Linked DNA regions of Homo sapiens: region 1 is linked to region 2. Evidence: read pairs that join two places in POLR2A ChIA-PET (ENCODE). Cell type or tissue: B cell. All regions are shown on one strand. Links, peaks and the distances in the headings refer to the core of each region. The heading gives the core; the rest is flanking DNA.

The links. ChIA-PET counts read pairs that join two places held together with the same protein. Peaks named below come from ENCODE experiments on the same cell type or tissue, not always from the same donor. Only the 100,000 strongest peaks of a DNase experiment are listed, where the experiment ranks them.
Region 1: POLR2A ChIA-PET joins it to region 2 with 9 read pairs; 2 of 35 experiments call an interaction of 5 or more read pairs at or near these places.

What each region holds. Positions count from the first base shown.
Region 1 is chr20:49,989,882-49,992,783 of GRCh38, reverse strand. No RefSeq gene overlaps it. Among named protein-coding and RNA genes, the nearest start is that of SNAI1, 8.4 kb to the right of the region's middle. RefSeq lists an enhancer at 2,370-2,902. In B cell, for the core only: no CTCF peak of the experiment used is centred there; no DNase peak of the experiment used is centred there.
Region 2 is chr20:50,593,622-50,596,523 of GRCh38, reverse strand. It overlaps RIPOR3 (RIPOR family member 3), which reads left to right. Exons shown (of 22, transcript NM_001290268.2): 15 at 261-384; 16 at 1,020-1,155; 17 at 1,810-1,971. Among named protein-coding and RNA genes, the nearest start is that of MIR645, 9.3 kb to the right of the region's middle. In B cell, for the core only: no CTCF peak of the experiment used is centred there; a DNase peak (open chromatin) is centred at 1,513.

The sequences.
Region 1 (2,902 bases), core at 293-2,792, 600 kb after region 2:
CATCCTGGTCATTCCCCACCAGCTACACCCCCCAAAATGCTGTGAAAGACATCATTGGGGCACTTGCAGAAATGTGATTATGACTATGGATTACAGAGTAGCATTGCACCAATGTTAAATTTCCTAATTTTGATCATGAAACTATGGGAGAATGTCCTTATCCTTAGGACACATAGCTTAAATATTTAGCAGTAAAGGGGCACTGTGTCTATAACTTACTCTCATATGGTTCAGGCCGGGCGCCGTGGCTCACACCTGTAATCCCGGCACTTTGGGAGGCTGAGGCGGGCAGATCACTTGAGGCCATAAGTTCGAGACCAGCCTGGCCAATATGGTGAAACCCCGTCTCTACTAAAAATACAAAAATTAGCCGAGCATGGTGGCACATGCCTGTAATTCCAGCCACTGGGGAGGCTGAGGCACAAGAATCGCTTCAACCCAGGAGGCAGATGTCGCAGTGAGCCGAGATCACGCCATTGCATCCCAGCCTGGGTGACACAGCGAGACTCCATCTGAAAAAAAAAAAAAATTCAAATGGTTCAGAACTAAATAATGTGTGTGTATGTCTAGGAAGAGAGGGAAGATGTATCCATGATAAAACGTTAACGTATTGAAGAATCTGAATGTACGATTCCAGTTTACTGTTTCTTGCAATTTCTGTCAGGCTGCAATTATTTCAAAGTAAAACGTCTTAAAAATCTTTAAAAAATGGCTCCCTTCTTCCCTCCCTCCAGTCCTTGTCCACCCCAATCCCACCTCCTGCAACCCACCAGGGAACCACTTTTGTTAGTATATTGTCCTAACCTCCAGAGTCTCCGTATGCAAATACAAACAAGAATGAATCACGTGTTGATGATTTTCATCCCTCTTCTGCCCACAGAAGGGAGCACATCTGCCGGTGATTTCTTTTTCACTTAGTGCTTTGGGGTTTGCTCAGGATCAGAATATAGAGGCTTTCCCCATTCTTTTCTCAGCTTCATAGTATCTACCCCCACTAGATCCAACATCCCCTTGGTGGTGTGCTCCACCAAGCCCGGACTTTTTTTTTTTTTTTTTTTTTTTTTTTTTTGAGACAGAGTGTCACTCTGTAGCCCAGGCTGGAGTGCAGTGGCACGACCTCGGCTTACTGCAACCTCTGCCTCCCAAGTTCAAGGGATTCTCGTGCTCAGCCTCTCAAGTAGCTGGGATTACAGGCATATGACACCACACCCAGCTAATTTTTGTATTTTTAGTAGAGACGGGGTTTCACCATGTTGGCCAGGCTGGTCTCGAACTCCTGGCCTCAAGTGATCTGCCCCACCTTGGCCTCCCAAAGTGCTGGGATTACAGGCGTGAGCCACCTCGCCCGGCCAATTTTTAAATTTTTTTGTAGAGACAATGTCTCGATGTGTTGTCCAGGCTGGCCTTGGACTCCTGGGCTCCAGCAACCCTCACACTTCAGCCTCTAAATAGCTAGGACTACACAGATGTGAACCACCATGCCCAGTTCCCCAGATAATAATACTAAATAACTGTCACCCACTAGGGCTCAGGTGTGCTGGGCCATGGGCTGGGTGGCCACAACTGCCACAAGTTTCTTAAATACAGGCTTCATCTCCAAGGCCACCAACACCCTGAGCCAGGCCACCATCCTCCCTCCTTTCCTTCCCTCCCTCCCCTCTGGCCCTTTTTTGTTTGTTTGTTTGTTTGAGACAAGGTCTCGTTCTGTGACCCAGGCTGGAGTGCAGTGGCGAGATCTCAGCTCCCGACCTCAAGCGATTCTCCTGCCTCAGCTTCCCAAGTAGCTGGGACTACAGGCATATGCCCCACCATGCCCGGGTAATTTTTTATTTTAGTAGAGACGGGGTTTTGCCATGTTAGCCAGGCTGGTGTCGAACTCCTAGCCTCAGGTGATCTGCCTGTCTAAGCCTCCCAAATTGCTGGGATTACAGGCATGAGCCAGGGTGCCTGGCCCCCTCTGGCTTTCTCATGGTCTCCCTGCCTTTGTCTTTCTCCTCCTGGACCCCTGAGATCCATTCTCCCAAGCAGCCAGGGAGATCTTTGTAGGAAAGGTAACAGCAGGCCTCAGCACTCTCCTGCTTTACAGCCCCAGTGGCTGCCCTAGGGGCTTAGACAAAATTCCCACCTGCTTAGCACCACAAGCTCTGCAGAGCTGGGCCCACTCTCCTCTCCCACCCTGTCTTCCCAGTCCCTCCGCCATCCTGGTCTTTCTCATGGGGGCAGCACATTCCAGCAGGCTTGCTATTCCCTCCCCCAGATCCTTCCCTGCCGGCATCTTTCTCCTCCTTCAGGTCCGGGCTGGAATTCAGCTCTTCCAGGGCTCTCACTGCCTTGGCCTGGGGAGCCCCACCCCGTTGTTCTCTAGTGCCTGGCACCCTTTCATTCTGTCCTGGCACCATCACTGTAGAAAAGCGGCTTGTTTATTTAATCACTTGTTTGCTTTCTCTCTCCCCGACCAGAACATACGTCCCATGAACGCAGGGATGGCCTGTCTTGTTCACGGGTGTAACCCCAGGGCCTGGCACATATGGTACCCTCGAAACCCCTGAATGAATGAATGCCTCTGTACAGTCTCCGAGAGGAAGGCACTACTGTCACCCTGTTTTATAGACACAGAAACTGGGGCCCCCAGAGGGAGAGAGCCTTGCTCCAGGTGCCCTGAGAGTCAGCGGCATGAGCCCAGCCTACCGAACTCCCAGGATGACCTGAGGGGCCGGGCTTGGTGACCTCAGGCAAGCCCACCTCTGTGCCTCATTTTCCGGAGGCCCGACCCCCAGGGATTATGTGAAGTCATGAAATCATTCATTCAGCACCTACTGTGGGTGGATGGAGACGACCTAGAGGGACCCGCAGGGACCCAGGACACAGTAGGCCTTCAGCTCATGGATGCCCAACCCCCATC
Region 2 (2,902 bases), core at 203-2,702:
TGGAATTCTCTTCTACCTCCACGAGACATCCTGGAAGACGACTGCCCGCCCTGCCTTCCCCAGGCCCTTGGCCACACCTCCCAGCTCTGTTTCGAGTTGCTGCCACCCTTTGTTCCTTTCCCCTTCCTCTTCAGTTGAACTTCCTGGGACCTGGAGTGGGCCTCCTGACCTGGGGCTCGCTGGGAAGGGAGGGTTCCCCCACCCTCAGAGGGAGCTGAACTGCTAACTGGAATGGTCACCCAGTTCTCAATTCAACTCAGAAAGGACCGGCCCCTGCCCCCACCGTCATCACTGAAAGCGTCATCCAGGGAACTCACAGCCGGTGCCCCAGAGCTGGACGTGCTGCTGATGGTACACCTCCAAGTCTGCAAAGCTCTGCTGCAGGTGGCTGGGCTAGGGGACTTGTCAGGGAGGGGCAGACAGGGGTTTGGAGTCCTCTTTGCAAAGGCTCATCTTGAAGGTGGTGGGAAGCATGAAGGGGTGACAGACCTGCATCCTGGAAGCCCGTGAGACTGAAGCTATTCCCCAGTGGAAGAGAGGCAGACCAGGGTCTGGGTGAATACTCGTGTGGCTCTTACACAGGCCAAGCCCTAAACCAAAGGCTTTGGTGGTGACTCTCATTTATAGGTGCCAGAACCCTAATGCAAACTGGCTCAGCCAACAGGAAAATTTATCGGCTCATGGTACTGAAAGCCTCAGAGGTAGGCTTCAGGCTCGGCTGGATGCACGGGTTCAAATGCTATCAGGACTAGGTCTCTCTCAGTTCTGCTTTGCAATGTGGGTTGGCTTCACTTTCAGGCAGGTTGGTCCTCCTTCTGGGGGCAAAGGTGGTCCCTGGCAGCCCAGCCTGCATCCCATTAGCTCAGCCACCTTGGTGAAAGGGGAATCCCCAAATGACAGTCAGGGAGCTGCCCCCGGGACAGAAGAGATGGGCACAAGCAGGTGGGAGCCACAGCCGTAACAGCTGACCTCGGTGGGCATGTTCCATGCTAATCTGGAGCATCTGGGCTGCTTCCCAGAAACTGGCCTCCCCTAATTTATCAAGGCTGGTCCAGGAATGCCTCCTGGAAGAAGTGGCACAGCAAAAGCACGTTCTGGAGACACTTTCTGTCCTTGACTTTGAGAAGGTCGGCAAGGCAACATCCATTGAAGAGAGTAAGTAGCTGCCTGCCACCCAGGGGCTGCCTATGTGAGCGGCACGGGGACGGGATCAAAGCTCGGGGAGCCTCTTCTGCCTTCCTAATAGCCAGAGTTAATCGGGGCCCAGAGTGGAGGCTGTGGCTGGGCTGGGCTCAGAGATACACACTCTTTGTGGGGAGGTAAGGGAGACAAGTCCTGGAGTTGCAGCACACTCTTCAGTCAGCTGTGTGACTCTAGGCAAATGATTCACATCTCTGAGCCTCTGCTTCCCTATCTGCATAGGAGGAGGGCACTGCACGGGGTTCAGTGAGGTAACCCCAGGCCACATTCAAGGTGCAGAATGTGCCGTCAAACAGTAGCTGTGATCCCAGCTGTGCCTCTGCCCCGTGGGACCTCCCCTCAGAAGGCCAGGTTCCTTGTCTGTAAGGAGAGGCTGGTGACAGCAGCCCCTCCCAGGTTGTTGTGGGGACTGCAGGTGGTGGCCCTGGTAAGATGCTTAGAGCCAAAGTTGCTCACGTGTCACATGGGAATGCAGGGAAGGGACCTCGCATCAAGCCACACCGTCCCCTCCTCCCTACCCCCTCAGGTCCTAGTGGAGGGAAACCTTTCGGGTCCTTGTCATGTGCTCTCCCCGAGTCACCATTCAGGTTTCTGAACTGGGGCTTTCAGTCATCCCACAGGCCTCGCGGACGAAGGGGTGCCTGAAGCTGTGGAGAGGGTGCACAGGGCCTGGCAGGGTCCTGTCCTGCCCTGCCACGACGCTGCTGAACCAGCTCAAGAAAACCTTCCAGCACAGAGTCAGAGGGAAGTACCCAGGACAGCTGGAAATAGGTGGGTTCCCTTCTGTCCTGTCGTCCCCTCCCACAGAAAGGCTGTATTGAGTCTCCAGGGCCTTCAGGGTGGCCACAGCTGGCCTCATTTCAGCCCTGTCTTCACCTCTGTGTCTTCATGCCATCGGACGGAGGAGCTTTCTCAGCTTCAGTGCGAGTCACCGCCCTTTCACCGGGCGAGAAGGGGCCTCCACGTGGGGCCTTCTGAGCAGTCTGTGGAGCCCTGAAGCTGCGTGCAAACTTGGTGGGCCGGTGCATTTTTTTTTTTTTTTTTTTTTGAGATGGAGTCTCACTCTGTCGCCCAGGCTATAGTGCTGTGGCACAATCATGGCTCACTGCAACCTCTACCTCCCGGGTTCAAGCGATTCTTCTGCCTCAGCCTCCCGAGTAGCTGGGATTACAGGTGTGCACCACCACGCTTGGCTAATTTTCTTTTTTTGTATTTTTAGTAGAGACGGGGTTTCGCCATATTGGCCAGGCTGGTCTCGAACTCCTGACCTTGTGATTCGCCCGCCTCGGCCTCCCAAAGTGCTGGGATTACAGGCATGAGCCACTGCGCCCGGCCGCCAGAGCATTTTTCTGGGGACAGATTCCATGCCTCCCACCAGAGCCTGACGGGTAAAGAATGAACCTTATGGGAAGGGAGGCAGGCAGGGGCCCACGAGGGTATCTAGAAATGCTGGCTGGACTGCGTTCTTCCCCAGAATTTGCCTTTCTCTGTGGAGCAAGTGAAAGGTGACAGTCATGTTCCAAGCACCACCTGGACTGCTTGTTGACATGCATATTCCCAGGCCCTGCCTCCGGGATTTTGATCCAGGTGTGGTGTGGGGCCCAGGGCATGGGGATGAACCCAACACGGTCTGACTCAGGGTGAGTTGGAGTCACAGTCCTGACTCTAGCTGGGCACACTCCTCCCCTACAGCACAGGGAAT